Linked DNA regions of Mus musculus: regions 1 and 2 are each linked to region 3. A link is a loop called in an ENCODE intact Hi-C map of the cell type or tissue named here. Cell type or tissue: heart. All regions are shown on one strand. Each heading gives the region's core, and the rest is flanking DNA. Links, peaks and the distances in the headings are about the cores only.

The links. Hi-C counts contacts between places; a loop is a spot of excess contacts. Peaks named below come from ENCODE experiments on the same cell type or tissue, not always from the same donor. Only the 100,000 strongest peaks of a DNase experiment are listed, where the experiment ranks them.
Region 1: a loop joins it to region 3, with 3 times the contacts of the local background. A loop is called at or near these places in 5 of 42 quality-filtered maps.
Region 2: it touches region 3 in a loop (7-fold over the local background); 28 of 42 quality-filtered maps call a loop at or near these places.

What each region holds. Positions count from the first base shown.
Region 1 is chr6:70,787,402-70,794,745 of GRCm38, reverse strand. It overlaps Rpia (ribose 5-phosphate isomerase A), which reads left to right and starts at 2,571. Exons shown (of 9, transcript NM_009075.2): 1 at 2,571-2,860. The coding sequence starts at 2,597. In heart, for the core only: a CTCF peak has its summit at 2,628 (motif pointing left); DNase peaks (open chromatin) are centred at 1,815 and 2,535; H3K4me3 peaks cover 2,500 bases; H3K27ac peaks cover 2,500 bases.
Region 2 is chr6:70,764,796-70,772,139 of GRCm38, reverse strand. It overlaps Rpia (ribose 5-phosphate isomerase A), which reads left to right. Exons shown (of 9, transcript NM_009075.2): 8 at 1,047-1,146; 9 at 5,492-6,420. The coding sequence ends at 5,586. Among named protein-coding and RNA genes, the nearest start is that of Rpia, 24 kb to the left of the region's middle. In heart, for the core only: no CTCF peak of the experiment used is centred there; a DNase peak (open chromatin) is centred at 3,179.
Region 3 is chr6:70,709,994-70,717,337 of GRCm38, reverse strand. Gm46961 (a long non-coding RNA gene) reads left to right here. Exons shown (of 3, transcript XR_001785273.2): 3 at 4,090-4,259. It overlaps LOC115490474 (a small nucleolar RNA gene), which reads right to left and starts at 1,015; the gene lies at 867-1,015. It also overlaps Igk. In heart, for the core only: CTCF peaks have their summits at 2,938 (motif pointing left) and 4,032 (motif pointing left); no DNase peak of the experiment used is centred there; H3K4me3 peaks cover 243 bases.

The DNA.
Region 1 (7,344 bases), core at 1,690-4,189, 77 kb before region 3:
TGATGCCTAAATGTATGGCTGTGTATCATGTGAGAGGTCAGATGAGGATGTCCGATCCCCTGGACCTGGAGCTATATGTGTTTGCAAGCTGCATGATGTGAGGTGCTGGAAACTCAAGTCTGCCCTCTACAAGAGCACCAAGCGCTTATCTCTCTAGGCCCTGTCTTTTGGTTTTTGAAGCCAGGGTCTTGCTATGTTGCCTAGGCTGACCTGGAACTCTGCTATTTAGGCAGCCTGGCCTGGAACTCCCTCAAATCCACGTACCTCTGCTTCCCATGCCCTACAAACAGTGAAGTTTTGATAACGTGCTTAGTCCTATAGCTAATGGTGCTTACTAAAGGACAGGAATTCTGAATGACTGAAGGCAGAGTGTAGCGTTGAGGCATGGAATGTGTGCTATTCTATCTTGCTTCAGATACACGTTGAGGATCTTTTGTGTGTGAGCAGCAGCCTGATAGCCTGCACAGAGGATGAATGCTAAGCACAAAGTAAGTAAAGAATAAAGGATCGAGGAAAGACCTTCTGAACTAGTGGTGTAATCCTAGCTACATCCTAGCATATGGGCTGAAAGTTCAAGGGATGCCTGGGCTACGGAATGAGGCCAAGGCTGGATGGTCAGCTTAGTGAGACCCTGCTGCCAATGTCAGGGGGGCATGTGGCAGAGACCCAGCTTCACAGTGCTGAGTGACTGCAGGAGTCAGAGTTATTTCCAGAGACGTCTACTCTGGTGGATCCAGGATCCAAGTCATAGTTCAGTTTATTATAAAGGGGTTTTATTTCATATTTAAAGATGGGGTTAATATGAAGGGAGATACTATCTGTTTTGCAGCTTTATGTCAACTTGACACATGCTCGCCATCTGAGTGGAGGGAACCTCAGCTGAGAAAATGACTTCATAAGATCGTCCTGGAGGCAAGCCTGTAGGACATTTTCTTAATTAGTGATTGGTATGAGAGGACCCAGCCCATGGTGGGTGGGGCTCCATCTGTCCTGGTGGTTCTGGGTGTTGCAAGAAAGCAGGCTGAGTAAGCTGTGAGGAGCAGGCCGGTAAACAGCACCTCTGCCTCCAGGTTCCTGACACTGTTTCCCTCAGTGCACTGTGATTCAGGACATATAATCCAAATGAACCCTGCCCTCCCCAAGTTGCTTTTAGTCATGGTGTTTCATCACAGCAACAATAATAATTCTACGATACTACCCTTGTATGGATGTGGTCTCCTCAAGAGGGAGTCTCATGTAAGTGTCCAATCAATAGCGGCACACCTGATTATGGTGGGTCCTGAAGTTACATTTGTAATGGTGGCTGAAGAATTTTCTTCTTCTTTTTTTTTTTTTTTTTGGTAAAGGAGACTATCGAGTGGTTTCTGAGTGCCTTGGGCAGGATTACAGTCTGATAAAGATAAAACTCAGGTTATAAAAGTTGCAAAAAAGCATTGTGACCGGTCTTTATTGTTCCTAAGGGTTCCTGGAACATTCTAGCTCTTGGGGGTTGCTGGCACATGCCTTTTGCAGGCACACACCGTTAACCTCTGCTCTGGGGAAGGAAAGTCAGGCTGATCTCGGTGAGTTCAAGGGCATCTTGGTCTACAGAGTTCCTGGACAGCCATGGTTGCAAAGAGAGATCCTGTCTCAAAACACACAAACAAAACAACAAAAAGGACTTCCAGACCTATTTGGTGATGTAATCCCATATCAGGAAAAATGCTCCAAGTTCCAGGCCAGCCTGGACTGAACTCTACAGTGAGTTCAGGCCACTGGGACTGCTGAATGAGACCAAGAACTTGCAGCAAACTAAAGGCAGAAAAGGGGAAGCCCGATAAGGTACACTGGCCTGTGCGCTCGTGACCGGGCTCCATTTAGACACCCTGCATCCAATACCAAGAGCAGAACAATGTCCAAGGCGGGAGTTACTGATTGAACTTGTAACCTTGGGTTTGTGAAGGTCTAGCACAGACATCAGAAGACCTGGGAGTCCCAAGTGTGTCATCAATGAGTGACTCTAGAGCACTGTAAGAAGATGGCTCTGCCGGTAAAGTACTGACTGACACTACCAAGACGGTCAGATAACGGACTTCTGCAAGTTGTTCTTTGGCCTCCACAAGCACAACCTAAATAATACAATGTAATTAAAAGATTTTTTTTAAAAAAAGGCCGTTGTGTTGGTAGAACCACTTGCCTGAGGATTCGCTTACAACACAGCAACGTTCTCATTTGCTGGGCAAACAAGGTCAGGTTTTTAATAGTGTCTCTCTCTTTTTCTAGAATACGCGTACAGCCGGAAAGGTTCTTGGAGTTCACCTAAAGGTGTAAACACTTGACCCCAAGGTAGGGAGTTATTAGCTTCCTAGACAGCAGTTACCCGGACCTTCCGGACAGAAAGTCTGGAGTCAAGGCGGGCGATTTGCACACTAGGGTCGATCGTATTGTGGGACTTGTAGTCCCGAATGCAGAAGGGCCTAGGAACCACTGTCGCCGTAGGACTACATTTCCCAGCAACACGCATTTAGTAATACGCGCGGGGCAGGTTGCGCAAGCGAGCGGGTTTCCGGAGGAGTTGGGGGTGGGGCGGCCGGAGAGGCTGGAGCGAGGCGGCGGGATGCAGCGCCCCGGGCCCTTCAGCACCCTCTACGGGCGGGTCCTGGCCCCACTGCCCGGGCGGGCCGGGGGCGCGGCCTCGGGCGGGGGCGGGAACAACTGGGGCCTCTCGGGTTCCCACGTGCAGTTGCCGGGGCGTGCACATTCGGAGACCCGCGGCGACAAGGGAGGCTCGAGCGCGGGCGGCCCGGCCCCCTCCACGATGTCCAAGGCCGAGGAGGCTAAGAAGCTGGCGAGCCACACGGCGGTGGAGAACCACGTGAAGGTGGGCAGCTGGTGACGGCGTGATGGCTTCGTGCTGCGCGCCCAGGGCACTGCCAGGGTGCGCCTGACTCCTGAAAGGGCGAGGGTTGCGAGAGAGGGGAGAGGATGAGCCTTGTACCCGAATTCGCGCTGTTCTTCCCAACCCTTGAAAGGCCTTCTAGACCCCGAATGGGTGGGTGTCAACTCTTCCCCCAACTGGAGCCTTTTCTACAAAGATTCCCTGTCCGGCTGGAACTGGGTGCACAGTAGAGCCTGGCTGTGCTCTGTTTTAGAGTCTTGTCAGGCTGTTAATGCGTGCCTCCTAATCAGCCCATTGAAAATGGTGAGCCCCGAGGCTGCTGTTCTTCACTTCTCACTTACCGCGAAGCCAGCGGAGGGCTGTTTTGCAAAGTGTTTTGAAATTTTACTCCAAACAGGCTTTTCAGCTCCTCCCGCTGAGGAGCTAGAGTGCTGTCTTTACAAAGAAGCCATCAGGTTACTGTTGACAGGGCCGGGTGGCCAGACATCTGGAGGTGCTGCTTTTTAGGAGGGGTCCAGATGTTTTGAAGTTAGTAAGGCTGTGTCCACATTTGTTAAGTGGCTGGTGTGGTGCTCTGAGTGGACTCTTAGTGTAGGTGGGTTTGCTATCCCGTATGTAGCAGGTTAATTATCTTAATTGTATTACTTCTGTTGCCCTGTGGTGAAGTTTCCTGGTCTTGTTTTCTATTTCTTAGATCGCGTTATCAGAATCCGTATCTTCGTTAAAGGGAATTCTTTTCACTTGTTAAAGCTATGCTGCCCAAAGTTACTTTGCAAAGACACTGTTCTTAGAGCTTTATCTTCCTGCCTAGGGTGAGGGTGGCCTGAGTGGGCGGGGCCGGGTCTGATAACCTCAGGCTTGCCTGTTCTATAGAAGAACACCATTTTTGTTTCAGGCAGGGCTCTTATGCCCTTCTGTTCTAGGGTAGCTTTTTGCTCATCTAGTTAGCATAGGATTTTATACTTGAATTAAGAGGTGTGAGGTATGAATATGAATTTAAAATGTGTAATTTGGCTCTGTGTTTGGAACACAGTGCCACAGGGGTAAAACTGGGACAGTAAAGAGAGATTTCAAAATGCCTTTGTGAAGTGACTTAATAGATTGATAAATGAAATCCATACCTCAGGAGAGCCCATTATCTTAGTTATCCTGTTAATGTTTAGTGGTACACGTCTCCTTGACCTTTGCCTTATCGTTATGTATTTGACTAAATTAAAATCTGCAAGCCTTCCCCTCATGTTCCAGCCATATTCAAAGGACTTTACTACTTTCAGTTTTCCCTTGGCTTTTTTCTTAAGGAGACTAGGAGACAACGATTTCCTCTTCCTATTTTGAAACTCAGGTTGGCTTTGAAACCCTCCCTTCCCCTCTGACTGGCTGGCTAGCACATCTCAAGGGAGGAACTTGATATGTGGACTGTGCTAGCTTTGAAATCTACCTGCTTCTGTCCGAGTGCCGGGATTAAAGGTGTGTATCACCACTCAGCTTTACCCACTTGATTCTGCCTCCCAAGGGCTGGCATTATAGGTAGGTGGCACACCCAGCTCCCTCTGATCTGGACTCCCAGACACTTCAGCGTGACCTATGTTCTAGTTTTTCTGTGCGTTTCTCTTGCCCAAGTCCCTGTGAGCTGTGGGAGGAGACTTAGTGCTATCTATACATTCAGCATTGGGTACAGTGAGGGCTGCCTAGGCAGTGGTCAGTAAGTTGTGTGGAGTGGGAACACTGATATGGACGTTGGGGGTTGTGGGTTTGGTGGCCCTTTCGTAGGCTCTCTGAGTGTGGGGTTTCCAGTCCCCTCAGCCCGCTGGTGTTCCACCGTGGCTACTTCTACTCCAGGGTAGATGGAGAACTCAGAATTCTCAGTTGAATCTTTGTCACCAGGTCCAGACCTGCCTGATTCTAAAGGTGTAGTTACCTCAGAAGGGTTAGTGTATACAGCTCTGCTATCTTCATGGTTTGTTTCTTCATCCTTTGCTCTCTGTGGAGCCTGGGCTTTGATTTGAGATTGGCTTAGCCTGAGGAAACTAGTGGGCAGACAGTATTAATATTATTATTAGTATTTTTTTTTTTGAGACAGAGTCTTATTAGGTATTTTTGACTGCCCTGGGATTTACTATGTAGACTTGGCTGGCTTCAAACTCACAGAGATCTGCCTGCCTCTGCCTTTCTAATGCTAGGATTAAAGGGATACATCACCATACTTGGCAGTTTTTGTGTTTTTAATCTGGTAGAAGCCTGTTTTACTGACATACTATTCCAAACTCACCAAATACACCAAGAGCCTTAGCCCATCGAAGCCAGCCTTATAGAGTCATGAGATTACCACATTGGACTTGATAGCATGCTGTTTAGCATTGCCTTTTAGGAGGGTTATCAGCTGTCAGGCCAGTTTGCAGGTAGCGATTCACCAATTTGGCTTTGGCTATGGCACTCACTCCCGGACCTGTTATTTTGTTTGAAGGTGGCAAGATCTGGCAGACCCTGCAGTTCATCTAGAATAGAGCCTGTCTGATGTACTGAGTTGACCTTTGTGCTACATGCCTCCTAGGACTGATGTGAGCTAAAGAGGAGTCTGGTAATCAGATTTGGCCTCAGGTCAAATGTGAAGGTCAGGTTACGTTTACCTAGGCTTTAAGAAATGGAGGTGTTCACTATTATTTGGATACTTCACATCTTGATATTTAGCTGTCTTAAATACTTTGTTAGGTTCCTTTATTTGACTCCCTTGCATTTTGAGTTCGTGGGACAGCTGATGACTTTATTAGGTGCACTGCCTTCTCGATGGCATCCTGGCAGGTGAAATCGGTAAAGTTGGCTCTGGTAGGTAGGCTGAGCCTCTTGGTTTATTTGGTGAGTTTGGAAGAATATGTTAACCTGGGCTTCTACCAGATTAAAAGACACATAAATTGCTGGGTGTGATGGCTTCTACCAGGTTTAAAACGCAAATTGCTGGGTGTGGTGTACACCTTTAATCCCATTACTTGATAGCAGAGGCAGGCAGATCTCTTGAGTTTGAGGCCATCCTGGTCTACATAGTTCCAAGGCAGCCAGGAGTACCCAGTGAGACTCTCTTATTTCAATAAACAAGCAAACAACACACAGACATTGAGTGCCCTCCCTTCCTAGTGCTCATCCCTCTCCTGCAGCCACCTGTGCAGGCTGTGTCTGTTGGTAAAGAAATCCTACCATGTGTTCTGTAGCCAGAACCTCCTGTCTTCCACCCGTTTGCTGGTGCAAGTAAGGGTGATGGCCTGTTTGCTGTCAGCATTGAGAATTCGATCTCTACAAGAATTCAACAGAAACCTCAGGAAGCCCCTCAGTCTGTTGTCCTGGGAGCTGCTGCTGATCAAGATACAATTGTGAAGGCAGCAAGAAGTTTGCCCACAGCGATAATGTCAAGGCTCTGGCAGGTGGAGTCAACCCAGCTACTTGGTGAACAGGCAAGACTGCAGGCCAGTTCCTGACAGACTGGATTGGCCAAGAATGACTGCCTTAAATCCCTGGGTTTAAGTGCCTGAGACTTGCCGGGTGTGGTGGCGCATGCCTTTAATCCCAGCACTTGGGAGGCAGAGACAGGTGGATTTCTGAGTTTGAGGCCAGCCTGGTCTACAGAGTGAGTTCCAGGACAGCCAGGGCTATACAGAGAAATCCTGTCTCGAAACAAAAACAAAAACAAACAAACAAAAAGTGCCTGTGACTTTCTAAAGCTTAAGTGAGGATTTCCTTGCAAAAGTACAGTTTCCCTCTGTCCCTTTTTTAAAAACCCCACAGCTTGCACAGTGCTACCATTTACTGCCTTTAACATTGCCTTGTGAACTTCCTTATGCAATAATCTGAAAAGAGCCCCCCACCCACCCTCCACAGAAGCCCACAGACAATGATGGGCAAAGTCTGCTGTAGGTAGGAGAGGCCCAGCTAGAAACATTTTTAGTGTTACGTGTGATTGCCATCAGGATTTAATTTGTTTACATTTCTAAACTCCTTGTAGTTGTTGGTCATTCTTTCTGTCTTTTAGTTTTAGATTTAGTCTAATTTTGAGAAGGAACAAATGAGGCATGGGATGCTGGGCCCTGGAGCCGTGGGGCCACCCTTGCACATTACTGGGGGTTTTAACTGTGGCTTAGTTTCTTCCTCCTACGAAGTTTCACAATAGCCTTTCCCTTGCCAAGTGAATTGCTAATAGTTGTCCCACTCCAAGAAATTTGAGAAACTGTGTTCTTTCAGCAATCTAACTCCTTGAATTGTTTAAAGTGAGGTTGTGTGTGTATGTGTGTGGTAGATAGGGTTTTCTTTGTAAGGTAACATGATAAGGACATTAGCTGTTCTTATATCAATATTTTATTCAACATATTAAATTAATGGGATGTGAATAAAATGAAATGAATTTTTAAGGACTAAAATTTATTGTATAATAAATATAGGGTAATGATGAGTTGCATTTCATAGAACACAGTGAATTAAAC
Region 2 (7,344 bases), core at 1,690-4,189, 55 kb before region 3:
CTTTAAAAAAAAAGGAATTGGGGTCAAGGCTTCTGGAAATACTAGGCAAGTACTCTACCACTAAGCTACATCACCTGCATTCTCTATGGGTGGGGGTGTGTGTGAGCACATGATACTCCTGTGGAGATGTTTCTCTTCAGCATCTGACTGTGAGTTACAAAGAACTTTTCTTTTGCACTTAAGTAAACAACCAAATGTAATGACCTCAAACCGAAGTGTATATAGTTATTAGAAATAAAATTTGGGTATTAGAGAAAATAAATAATCAATAACTGTACCCTGGTGTCAATACTTCCTTGACTTCCCTTTAGAAAGCAGCTGTGATAACTGGTTACGTAGCACCTCCCTTCCATTTTTGTTTGAAGGGAGGCTACCTGGAAGTATGTAGTCCAGGTTGACCTTGAGCTCCTGATCTCCCTGCCTCCTACTAAGTGCTGAGATTAGAGACAGACGCCACCAGGCCTGGCTTACCTTTGCAGTCCTAACTGCACTGCATGCCAGGCTGCGGAGGAGTCTTACTTGCCTATGCCTATGTTCTGTCAACATTTATTTCACTAAACAATCTAGTGTCCAGTGGTGTTGAGGAAATGTTCTGTCCCCTCACATCTCAGACCTCTTGTCAGTCTGCCCACCCTTTGTAATGATTCTTGCTGATGGAGAAGGCGTGATGTGTGAAGTCATACAGCCTTATGCTACGGTACTGCTGGTGCTTATGCTAAGTAAGCTTTGAGATGTAGTTCTCTTGGTTTTCACTCTACTAAGTTGAAAACGTCACTGCCTTGAGCCATTCCTGTTTGCATCTCTGTCCCACTTTTTGACACTCAAGAAACAAGTTTTAGAGAAGTCAGTGGCTCCTCTTAACTCTATACCTGTGTGACATTAAGTCGTACATGATCCAAGTCTGTAGGACTCCAAGGAGCCTGCTCACCACTGCTTTATGGAAGCACCTTCTAGGAAGCAGAGTGGGGGACATCTATCTGCCTGTTGTCTTTCTTGCTTTTGCCTACCTGTGCTTTCATCCTTAGTGATTAGAAATTGTCTTCTAGGGGCCAGTGGTGACGGATAACGGGAATTTTATCCTGGACTGGAAGTTTGACCGGGTGCATAAATGGAGTGAAGTGAACACAGCTATCAAAATGACTCCAGGTAAGCTGGGTGGCGCTCACTGGACAGTCACCTAGTGACTTCCCTTCATTACTACCCCCTCTGCAGGCCACAGAAGGCAGCATGAACATGGGCTCAGTGTATACCATGTCTGAGATTTTTAACTTGCATTACCTCCCTCTTCTTGGTTTGTGTAATAAATAGTGTTGGTGTGTATGTATTTTATAGTCTGTTTGAATTGGAATAGCCTTGGAGTTGATGGAAGGTCAGAGGTGCTTGCTTTGAAATAAGCTCAACATTCTTGGGAGAGACGCCTGCCCCCTCCAGGAGCCTGATGCAGCCTCTTCGACCTTTATGGGGGAAGTGACTCAGTTTACCTACATTCACTGGTTACGTGTCATAGGCTATGATTACATGGAATTGGGCCTAGATTAGAGCTGATGGAACCCTGGGGAAGGCTGTGTGAAGCCATGCCTGCAGATATAGGAAGTGCTGCTTCTGCTGGAGAAATAGCAACAGTCTAGTGACAGCGGCTGCTTTGTTAGGTGTGGGGCAGTTTCATAGATTGATGTTGATCTGTGTACTACTATTGCATCACATCTTTAGACAGTGTTTAACATTCTACAGTTTTATTAAATTCCTACTTGGATGAGGTAGTTAACAGGGGACCACAGAGATCCAGAGCTAAGCTAAGTGGTTTGCCTAACACCTACAGCATCACGGTGTGAGCTCTAGGTTTTCCACCTCTTGACCTTGAAGTTTTAAGATTTGTGTTATTTTTGATTATGTGTGTGAGTGTGTGCATTTAACTGCCCATAGAGACCAGAAGAGGGCATCTGATCTCCGGGAGCTGGAGTTAGTTGTGAGCCTTCTGTTGTGGGTGCTCAGAATTGAACTTGGGTCACTACAAGATCAGTGTGCTCACTTGAGCACTGAGCCCTCTCCCCAGCCCCAAGACCCTGGCTTGGATGCTTGCTCACTCTGTGAGGCTGTGTGATATAAGCATAGACTTATGCCAAGGGATAATCAGTAGGAGTTGAGGGCCTCCCCGCTGGGGTGAGGGTTGGGTGAGCTGGATAGAGATGACTTGGCATCCAGGCTTAAGTGTGGCAGGTCAGAGCTTGTAGAAGGGCATTTACAGGAGGAGGTGCCTTGAGAGGCATCATTGTTGCAGTGCTGAGCGGCAATCTAAATCATACCTTGGCAGTGAGAAAAACATCAGTTTTCAGAGTGTGGTGGCTGAGTGGATGCTGGGAGCACACGGCCTGGATGAACTTCTGACCCAGCCTTGCTCTAGCAGTATGAACTTGGACCCCTAGCTAACAGCACTGTGCCTCAGTTTCTCCTTTGTAAAAAGGGCCAAAACTAGTACTAGATCACCTCTTAAAACAGCGCTGGAAGACTAAAGTCCCTAGGGAGAGGATGCACTGCTGTCACCATGAACTAAGCAGTAGATTGTGCGCACGCAGGGACACATGCCCGAGACCCCGCGGCTTGGAGGTGGAGGCAGGATGATCAGGGTCAAGGACTTCCCTGGCTACGTAATGAATTTGAGGCCAACCTGGGCTGCGTGAAACCTCACTTCAGTGCCCACTGACACCCCCCCCCCCCACCACCCCCCCCATTCTTTTGAGACAAGGTTTCTCTGTGCCCTGGCTGTCCTGGAGCTCTCAGTAAAGCAGGCTGGCTTTGAACAGAGAGATTGCCTGCCTCTGCCTTCTGATTGCTGGGATTAAAGGTGTGTTTGTATCACTACTACTTTTTTTTTTTTTTTTTTTTTTAGATTATTTTTTGTGCTAGTTGAGAGTGAAGCCAGTTTGAATATAAGTGTAACACAGCAGCTCCTTCTTCCAAGTCCAGCCTCTGATCGTCTTTAGTCTCCTGAAAATCTTTGCCTCGTTCATTAAGTGAAACAGATGAATTACTCTGTTGTTTAGTGTTGCCTCTCTGACTAAAAGGCCAAGAAGGCATGAGGATGATGGCGTGGAGGCCATGCTCGGTAGGCAGAGTGCACTTGCCTGGTTAGTGCAGACTGACCCGTGGTGGAGTGGAAGGCCAGTTCCTGCTGTGCCCACTAGGGGGCTCTCCTGCTCTTCTTGAGGCCTTTCTTGCCTTTCCTAAGCCTGACCTGAAGAATCTACATACTGGAGACTTGAGAGTTACAGCTTAGAGCGAGGAAGATGAACTATTACCACAGGCCCACTCCTGGTTTGTCTTTGGCTCTCCTTTTCTCTTGCCTTTTGCCTATTGAATTAGACAAACTCCCAGGGCAAGGGCAAGCTTTCCTGTTTCTTCCCAGGTCCATTTGCACGATGGAGACACTCGGAAAAGAGTCCCTATCCGTGTTTCATTGGGTCCTGCGTCTGCTCACATTCAGCATGCTCGGCCCTTTCCTCTGGATTTTATTTGGGGTGAGGGGATCAGTCACTCCTAGCACCTCATTAATTTGAGGCTCTAGAATCATGCCTCAGACTGCTGCTCTGCTATTTCTTTATAGCTTTTGAGGTGGGTTTGACTTTCTCTGGGGCCAGATTGAAGCGTCTGGGCTGCGCTACAAAGGCGTGGATCAGGATGAGTGTTGAGCACTGCTTTGTCCGTCCTCAGAAAACTCTAGCTGTGAGGCGCGTTGTGCCAGGACCTTCATACTTCAGGGACTCAGCTCTCATTTCGCTTGTGGATTGAGGGCTGTCCACAGATGTTTTAATTTATCCTTTGTTCCTTCATACCTTATATCCTTTATACCTTTGTTCAACATTATGGGTAAACAGTGGCAAATGCCACCCTCCGCTCCCTGACACCCAATCAGGCAGCTAGTTACCCTGTCTGGAGACAGCTAGTGTTACTAAAGGAATTGTATGGCTTGTTCTGAGATGATCTTCCACAAAAACACAAGTTGAAACTCCCCTGCCTCACTCCTTTAACTCCAATAACAGCATAATTAGGTTGTGTTCTGCCCTCTCCTTAGCTTTTTACATATTGACTTACAAGAGATAATGATACCTTTTTTTAAAAATTCTTTTAATGTGCATTGGTGTTTTTACCTGCATGCATGTCTGTAAAGGTGTCAGATCTTGGAGTTATGGACAGTTGTGAACTGCCATGTGGGTGCTGGGATTTGAACTTGGGTCCTCTGGAAGAGCAGTCAGTCCCTCAACTGGTAAGCTATTTCTCCAGCCCCTAACCCTACTTAAAAAGAAAAAGGATGAGAATTGGAGAGATGGCTAGTGGTTAAGAGCACTGACTGCGCTTCCAGAGGTCCTGAGTTCAATTCTCAGCAACCACATGGTAGTTACAGCCATCTGTATTGGGATCAGATGCCCTCTTCTGGAGTGTCTGAAACAGCTACAGTGTACTCATGCACATAAAATAAATTAATTAATTAAAAAAATAACAGTGATATTCCAATTTTGTGGCAGAGTAACAGTTTACTTAGCCAGATCCCTGTTAGTGGTCATTGTCCCTCCATACTAGGTTCACTCCCATTTTCTTTGATAGTTGGCCAGTGTTAACTCACTGTAATGTATGTGTATATGTGAACATTTTTGGTGAAGGCCTTATATAGTTAGTTAATTCTCATTGCTAAGCATTCCACTGTTAGTATGTGTGTGCAAACAGCATGGTGATATAGTCATGCTACCGTGTGTGTGCATGTGTACATGAGTGCATGCAAGCACATGTGTGTACACCCATGTATGTATGTGCAGAAGCCAGATGTGTCCTCTCTTCTTTGAGTCAGAGTCTCTCATTGAACCAGGAGCTGGGCGATGGCCAGCAGGCTTCAGGGATATTCCTGTCTGTGCCTCCACATTCTGGTCGCCTGCCCTTACTCATCGTGGTGACTGAGTGTCAGTCGTTCATCCCTGTCACTAGTGAGCTTCAATGCTTTGCTTTTTTTAAGAAGTACTTGTTTAGGTCTTGTGCTCCTTTTTCTGTTGTCACTTACTTAGTGGCTTAGGAACTGTATTCTGATGTGACTCCTTTGTCAGGTGTATGCTTTGTGAACATCTCCCACTTGGAGGAAGCCTTTCAAGGATGGCAGTTGACTGACCATACCTGGGAGGAGTGATATAGCCTTGGAGGGTCTCTATAGCAGGCACATGGGGGGATGAAGAGGAGCCGACCTTGACACTGAGGAGGATGAGCCGCAGGCGAGGGGAGCAGCGTGAGCAGAGGGTCTGGGCTGGGATGAAGCTGGCACATTTGGGAACACAGAGCAAGCCATGATGTAGTAGACGGAAGAGCTGCCAGCAAGGAACAAAGAAAACCCCGGTTTCTTTCAGATTGTGTTTTGTCCGCTGCTGGCTTGTGATATTTGCTCCTGGGAACACTTGATGCTTGCTTTGTTCTGGGAAGCTGGACTTTAACGCACCTATTCTTCATTCTACAGGCGTGGTGGACACAGGCCTTTTCATCAACATGGCAGAGAGAGTCTACTTTGGGATGCAGGATGGCTCAGTGAACGTGCGGGAGAAGCCCTTCTAGCCCTGAGAGGAGCAGGGTCCTCACCTTGAGTCTCCAGCCCAGGCACAGTGGACACGCCTCACCAGGAGCCTTTGCCTTAATGTACCTTCATGTAGCTGTCCACAGTGCCAGAGTGGACGGCTGGCATGGGTGGGTGGGTGGGGGTAGTCAAATCCAGTCTTATGAAGTATTGCTATGTGTCTTTTTAAAAAGAAATTTAAATATATATATATTTTTACTATTAAAATATTCAGTTTTTTTATAAAATAGAACTTGATTTTATGTTTTATATGAAACCTTACCAAAAACAAAAAAAACGTATAAATAAAAATAAGAGATCAGGACTGTCTCTGAAAGCTTTGACTGGACCTGCTGGTTAACCTTCTGAAGTTTTGGGTTTGCTGAGAAAGAACGTTTTTCTAAGCTGGTGCAGGTCTCCTGATGCCTTATGGGAAACCTTGTTTACTGTTTACTTTCTTGTGACACTCTTGTGTTTTCATTGTTACCACTCCCAAATCTTAGTTACATTTTAAGATCAGGTGTAGGGAATTGTGAATGGAGCAGCGGGGCTGTAGTGACGTGGGTACAAACTCCAGGTGAGCGAGAATGCACCTTCTCTTGGATCCTGGCTTGGCTTTGCTCCTGCTGCTGTTGGAAGCCCCCGGTGGAAGCGGAAGCGCCTGCTGGCAGTGCACAGCACTGTCTGAGATGTGAAGCACTTACTTTTTGTTGTTTGAATGTTTTCTTTATGTGAATATCGTTTTGTTCCTCCGATGACCCTTGTATGATTTGGTATCAGAAGCTGTCACTTTGTGCTGTTCGAAGGTTGAAATAAACGTTACTGTGCCATTTGGATCCTTTGTCTTCTCTGCCGAGTTTGCACTCATGGGAATCAGTTTTGCTCAGTTTATGTTCGATGCGTGGGATCCTTCCAGGAACCCGAGACAGCCTAGGCAAACGCTCCTGCTGTTTCTGACAGACGATCTCCTTTAGTGAACAAGGTCTCGCGTGTCCTACCTTTGCTGCGGAGTTAGTTTTCTCTGTCTGGGTGAGGGCAGTATTGCTGAGCACAGGCCTGTTCACTCCCAGCTGCTCTGTTGGGTTGTATGGGAATTAAGCATTAGAAGAGACTGGAATTTTCTCGCTTCCCCGAGTCTCTAGTTTAGATAAACTGCCTAGTAAAGAGCTGAGTGCCTAGAAAAAACTTCCCAGAGGATGGCAGGCCGTGGCCAGTTCAGTGATGGTTGACAAGGCCTTACGAGTCCATCCTGTCACACATCCCGGTGCAGTGAGCCCTGGTTCCTCCCATGCTAACTGCACGATACTTAGCAGTCAGCTAGCTTTTCAGTTTACCTTCTGCTTTGAAGTTGGAACTCTGTTACATACATGTGTTGGTGTCCAGATTCTTGCTTAATCAAGTCTCGGAATAAAAGCTAGCCAGGTCTGAGGTTTAAACGGACATTATCCAGCCCAGTGTGCTGGTACATGCCTTTAATCACAGCCTAGGCAGGTGTATCTATTAGTTCTAGGCTAGCCTGGTCTCAGTGAATTCCAGGTTAGCCAGGGCTATACAGGGAAACCCTGTCTAAAAAACAAACAAGCAAGCAAAGGAAGAAAGGCATTCTCCCTCGGCTGTTGGTATTAGGAGTTATTATTTTTTAATCGGTTTGTCAGCAACTTTTGTGCAGAATGAGATAAGAAATTCGATAGTCAGTTTTCAAAACAAACAATTAGTGTGGTGTGGATAAACAATTTCAGAAACACCTGTTTGCTCCACTT
Region 3 (7,344 bases), core at 1,696-4,195:
AGATCTTGGTGGTGGCTCATCTGTGTCCCCACCACCAAGGTCAACTCTGTTGTGTCCTCCAACTCTCCTGACCCTGTGGTTACTTTTCTGACTGCTGAGGTAGTGAGGGGTGGGAGGGGGCATCACCCCTGCACCTGTGCCAGCCCACTGCAGAAGAAGGAGGGGTCAACTCTCCCACACTCATGGGGCTTGCTCACTTGCCACCAGGGCCCGCTCCACGGTGCTAGCTGGGCGAGGTGCAGGGCCTGCTCTCCTAAGTGCTGCCATGGTGAGAGGCGGGACTATCTCTTTAAGAGAGCTGCAGCCAGTGAGGGGCAGGGACAGTTCTGCACAGCCCCTGGACATTCATGTCGACAAAAGTGGCTGCTCAGATCAGGGATGTCCCCATGTTCTCAGGTGGCAATGTGAGCCTCGGATATCAACCCCAACCCTGCCGCTACTCTGTGTAGCCTCAGCCTCAGACCCGACTCTCAGCAGAAGCTGAGGCTGGGATCTCACCATGGCCTCACAACAGGCTGCTGTCCAGCTGCTGCATTTCTCTTTCTCTCTCATCTGCCCACCACTCACTCGTGCATTGTGGAGGCTCCTGATATAGACGGGCCCCTAGGTGACATTCTCGGCACTGCGTGGTGTGGCAGCAAGTGGTGTTTTTGGCTGTCTATGCCACGCACCTGAGGGTTTGTGGGTGGCATTGCGGTCTTCAGGTCTCGGCCTTCCTTCTTCCGGACTGTGTTGGGTAGGTGGTAGGCAGGCCCCTGTGCATCTTCGGCCCTCCCATGCTGTAGGGTGGAGGACCTGCCCCACATAGTGTTGCAGAACTCTGTCTTCCTCCTCTTGCACTGCACTGCCTGGATTTGATTTGATTTTTATGTCTCCCAGGCATAAAACAGCTTAGGCCACTGAGCCAGCCATCAAGCTAGGGTGAACAAAGGACTGCCATGCCATCTGCTCTGCCCCTGACTGATAGAAGAACACCACCACCACCAAGGTGTCCCTTTATCCATTGCCAGGGGTTATCAGCTGTTTTCTTAATAATAGCCATACTGACTAGAGTGATATACATACTATTATTTTAGTTTTTATCTGCAACTTCCTGATTATATCATATTTTGTCTATCTATATTTCTTTATTCAGTCCATTATCTCATTTATTGATTGGACATTTTATACTTTTGGTGTTTAATTTTTGCAGTTCTTTGTATATTCTAGGAGCCAATCCCTCGTTAAAGTAAAGCAATTCTTTTTCACTCTGTAGCTGGACTATTGTTATGTTGATGGTTTCTTTTACTGTGCAGAAGACATTTAGTTTTATATAATCCTCCTTATCAATTCTTGAGAATATTTCCAGTGATATGGAGGTTCTGTTCAGAAAGTTCTTGCCAGTTCTTACACTTCAAAGTTTTTTTTTTCCTGTGCAGTTTCAACTTTTCATGTTTTGAATCAAAGCCTTTGACCCAACTTTGAATTGATTTTTGTGCAGGATGATAGATATGGATCCAATGTAGTCCTTGTGGATGTCCAATTTGCAACTTGTTTTTTTTTTTTCATTTATGTTTTTAACACGTTTGTCAGAAATTATCTGTCCACAGAAGTGCAGGTTATGGGCCCTCTTCCAGTTCATTGTTCTCTGTCTGCTTTTGTGGATGCACCTTACTCTCTTTGTCATTACACTTATGTGGGATAATGTGAGTTTCAGTGATGTGATGTGATGTGATGTGATGTAGGGTTTGTCCTGCTTAGCCTACTCATGGTCTTTTGTGTTTCCATACAAGCTTAGTATTATCTTTCTAGTTCTGTAAAGAATGTCACTAGAACCATGATGGTGATAGCATTAAATCTGAAGATTGTGTTTTTTAGTACAACATTTCACACGTTATTTCTCCCAATCCAGGACATAGATTCCTCTCATGAAACCCAGTCTTTCCTGTGCCTCTGTGATGGCCGGTGTCATTCTTCCTTTTCTGTAAAGAATTTTAAAAACTATCTTGTAGTGTAGTCTTGGCAGTCACGAACTCACTTATAGATTGCTTGTTACACGAGTAGCTTTGCTATCAATTTAAAGCGTGGTTAGATGGTATTTACTTTCCGAATTGAAGGGCATCATTTCGTACTTTCCTGGCTTTTAGGACCGCAGAGGGGAGGATTTGTGTGCTCTGGAATTTGTGTCCCGTGCATGAGCTGGTGTCCCCCTACGGTTCCTAACATTTGTTCTTTGCTTAACATTTTTTTTTTTTAATTTTCTGATTATAAAATGGAGTGAAGAGGATTTTCTCTTGTGAAGTCTGTTTAGAGTTCTCAATTCCTTTTTTATTTCACTGTCTGTTTCTTTTTCTAGACTTGGGAAAAAGGAAAAGTAGGGAAAAAAAAGACTTAACAATAATGAAAGCGTTGACAACCAAAAACTAGAAGAGAAAAAGGTAAAACTTAAGAAAAGTATAAAACAATTAGAAGTATGAATACGTGTGTGTGTGTGTGTGTGTGCGTGTGTGTATGTGTAAGGGACACAGGAGTAAACAAGGAAAAAAGAAAGAAACTAAGGAAAAAAACCTGCTCTAAACTGAAAAAACGCACGAACAAAATTAAATGATTGTATGAAAAGAGATAACAATACACACACACACACACACACACACACATGCACACACACACACACACACACACACACACACACACACACACACACACATATATCCACCCCAAATACATACAGTAAAAATCCTGCTAAGCGAGTATTGTGGGGGAATACACAAAGAAAACAATAGAGAGGAAGATGTGAGGCAGTGTTGGAGCTGCCTCTTCAGAAAAGCACACTCACGGAGGAAGAGGGTCAGGTGAACTTGTGGGCACATCCTTCCGTTTATGTTTTTGCTGAGTCTGTATTGTTTGTCTGGTTAGCGTGAGAGTTTTCCTTGTTGCTGACTAGGGGCCTCTGCTGGCCACATTGAGCTTTGCAGTCTGTCTTTCACCGACTTATTTTTATCCAAGGCTGATCCCAATGCAAGAGGTTTCTGCATCTGTACTTTAGCATGTGAGAGCTAGCTCTGTGCCTGTCTTGAGGGTGGGACTGCTCTGCTTCGGTTAGCTTTTCTTTCAGGAGTAGCTTTCCCTTCCCTTTCCCTTCTAAGGAAGTGTAAGCTGGGGGCAGCATTTAGCTGATTTCTCTGTCATACTTTCCTCCCACCCCCCCTTCTTTTCAAGTATTCTTTTATCTTTAAAATGAGCATCTGAAATTCTTCCTCTATTTCTCTCTGCGGGAAAGAATCCATTTAGTCCACAGACTCACCTTTCTCATAGAGGCAGTCTTCTATTTTATCCATGTGAATTAAAGTCCTCGTGTCCCCTTCAAGTCCCTCCCCAAGAACCTGCACCTTACGTTGACCACTTTACAAAGGCTGAATCACCGATTAGAACCCTGACGCCATTATTGATGCTACGTTGTGCTTGCAGACAGGAGCCTGGATGACTGTCCTCTGAGAGGCTCTACCAGCCCTTGACTGAGACAGATATTTACTGCCAACCATTGAACTGAAGTCGGGGACCCCTATGGGAGAGTTAGGGGAAGGACTTAGGGGAAGGACTGAAGGAAAGGAAGGGATGGCAACTCTATAGGAAGATGAAGAGTGTCATCTAACCCAGACCCCTGAGAGCTCCCAGAGAGAAATCCAGCAACCAAAGAGCATATATGGGCTGGTCCGAGTCCCCCCCCCCCCCCCCGTCCTCCCCCGCACATATGTAGCAGACATATTTGTTTGGCTTCAGTGGGAGAGCATGAGCTAATCCTGTAAAGACTTGATGCCTGAGGGAAGCGGGATGACTGGGGTGGGGGTACCCTCTTAGAAGCTAAGGGGGTGTTGGGGAAGAAATCTGCAAAGGGAGGCTGGGGGCGGGGGCGGCAACATTTATGGATATAAAACAACAACAACAACAGCAGCAACAACAATAATGATAATAAAGAACTTCAGTGACTGTGGAGGGGTGGAATCTGTGCAGGCCCAGAGACAAGTTATCTTTAGCTCCCTCAAGTGGCCATTAACTGCTACTTGAGGCCATTTACTGCCGTCTGTGACCTATCATCTTTGTGACTGTTAGGTAAATCCTTTGGAATACAAGAACAGATCCCAACTCATCCTGACTTGAGTTGTTGGCCGAGCAGCATCCTCACGGCAAACACTGGGACCGTCAGATAGCATCCGAGGTCTGTAGCAGAGGTTCCCCACTTTGCTTTAACCTGCACTCCTGTGCCCATCAATAAATTTGAAAAGTACCTTGTAACCTCTTTTTTTTCTGTTACTGTAAAGCCTCTGAAAATTGTACCTTGTTGGCATTTAAGGTAACCAAAATCTAGGAATCTTGGAAGGGACAATGGTGGAGAGAAAGGAAAAACTGTTTAGGACAAATTTTGTAGGAAGTAGGAATGTAGTGCAGAAAAATGGGAAAGAGGAGAGGGGGGAGAGATGGCCATTCAAAGCTGCGTGAGGGTGCATGAAAAAGCCGTAAGGAAGAATACTACTTTGCAAGTGATTTAACGTACAATTAATAAAAAGGAGTTGGTGTGAGGTACCCTGCATGGGAGGATAAAGCTGCTCCCGGAAGCCATAGGTTATTAAATAAAAATCCTGGTGCCAGGGGTGAGATTCCATGCTATATGTTGGTCATTGAGGTCCTTAAGGTCCTTCAAACAATATAGGCAATTACCATAGCTAATTTCTAGATGCTAAGACCCTATTGCTGGATACACCATGCTCCTGGTTGTAGACCATGGAAAAGCCCAGATGGAGCCGATTGGAGGCTTCCTTTCAGCTGGGTGGATTTCACAGTGCCAGACGATGGTGCACAGTCTTCTGGGTGAAGGAGCTAGTCAGCAGTTGCATTTAGCTATAGACCCTGTGCCCTATTGGATCGACCCCACGGCAGGTAAGATATGCCCACTGGAGCAATAGTGGTATGGCTAGAATGGGGGTAACCAACCATTTTCTGATTGGGTTTGAGGTCCACTCCACAGTATTCATTCCTGCTACTGTAAACCTGGTTAAAGGCTTATGGGGGTGTGGTTAAAGGCCCTAGTGGGAAACTTACTGCTGTTGTTTCACTAAATGGACATGGTTTGTTTTTTGAATGGCCTTGTAAATATTGCTAGGTTGAAAACCTATAGATTAGTGTTGCTCAGACCCTCCTCCCTTGTGTGTGTGTGTGTGTGTGTTTTATGCAGAGACTTATAACGGGTCAAAGCGCTGAAAATAAGGGATGATTGAGTGCTCAGTCATCAATGGTTCGTTTATGTCATCACCATACAAGGTTCAGAGTACACTGCAGGAGAAGGGGTAGAAAGAACACAGAGTTGGTGGAAGGAAAGGGGCTTTGTGCACCATCCTTGGGAATCAGACATGGCTGTTGCACTCACGGACTCAGAGCAGCTTGATTACTTTCTCACAACCAGAAGATCTGGCCTGCCAATATTCCATCACGGGCAGGGCAGGGGCTTATGAGGCTCTTCTTTTCCTTTAAGATTTATAGTCAGTTAAGGACTTCTAATTAGGTTAATTGGGGCTTTTAAGGCCCCTACCCTTTTCTAAACAGCTTTTGGCTGTTAATAGTTGCTAGGGGAGGGAACAAAAGTTTCTTCAGTGATATACCCACTGCTAAGTTGATCATGCTTTGTTAAATAACCCCTAACCCGAGTTTATGTAAGTTACCTCAGCTAACGGGTTATCAAAAAGTGTGTGGGGTTGTGGGAAGGTGGCTTAGCGGCCAAGAACACTTGACGCTCCTGCAGAGGGCCTGAATTTGATTCCCAGCACCCACAGCAGGCAATTCACAACTGTTTGTAACTCCAGGTCCAGGCGATTGGACACATTCTCATGGTCCATAACAGACACACACACATACACATAAATAAAAATAAACCTTAAAAACGGACACAAAGTTAGCAGGGATGTAGTTAGAATGTGAGGGAGATAAGAGAAGGTAATCAGCCTTGAATATGATTAAAATATCTCATACACACATGTCAAAGAGATGTGTGTGGTGGTTGCCAAGGGTGGTTGGATGGTGGGATAAGTAAAACAGTCATATTAGGAGGCCCATTACTCATGGGATCACTGAGGCAGGAGCTATGCATTCTTAACCTATTGTTAAATCACTGTGAATGACAACTTTATTGTAGATGTGTTTCTTAATGTCAATTTTCCTGATAGCTTGGATGATTTGAATGGTAAATTAAGACTGCTTCATCCTATGGAGCTATGTATGGCCTTGAATGAAGGAATATCAGTCAAGAAGGCAGTCTGAAGGTGTGTGACTTCATTCTGAGTGTCTGAGGGACTGCTGTGATTGGGACAGGTGCAGCCCTTCATGCTTGGTGAGAATACTGTTCTTCATTGGTGTGATGTACTGCCACGTGCACACACACTGGACACACTCCCACTCTGGCTATATAAGTGCTCTGCTTGGTTCACTCTGCAAGTTAACCTGGAGATACCAGCTAGATGTTGCTCTCTGGTGTTGAAGCTGAAGCATTAAGTTGCAATAAAAGGCCCGGTCTTGCCTATTTTTGCGTTTTATCATTAGTAGAGTGAGTTGAGCTGGTAACATGAGGAAAGGAAGGAAGCAGGGACAATGAAGGCAATGTCAGTGGTGAAGGAAGTGTCCTTGGTGACATCGGCAGTGACATCAAAAGGCTGTGGTAGAGATGAGGAGGAGCAGAGGCAATAGAGACAGCTGCTGAAGACAAGAAACTTCTGGCCCTGGTACTGGGAGATTTCTAAGGAACTGTCAAAGGGCCAAGGTGTCAGACACCCCAGGCTACCAGCTCAACTCACTCTACTATATATGTGTGTATATATAGTACACACACACACACACACACACACACACACACACACACACACACACACTGTGCATGCATGTGAACACAGTGCTTGAGGAGGCCAGAAGAGATGTTCAGATCCTTGGAGATGAAATTACAGGCTGTTATATGTAACTGCATGTGAGCTGCCTGATATGGGTGCTAGGAACTGAACTTACATCCTCTGAAAAAGCAGGGCACATCTTAACCACTGAGCCACCTCTCCCTAGTCATCCTGTTGGATTTCAAAACCTGGAACAGTAGGCCTCTAGCTCTCAGGGCTTGGAGCTGTAAACTTCTGGGACTCCCTCCAAACCCAGGCTTTTGGAACTCCAAGGCCTGGGACTAGAGACCAAAGAGAGCTTTACTCCCTATCTTGGCAGGTCAGAACCACGGCAAGCCGTTTGATACCAGTAAAAGGTGGAAAATGTTAACTTGTAAAATTGAAGTTATTTATACAATTTGTTTGTGTCTCTGAATTGTAGAAACATTGTTTAGAT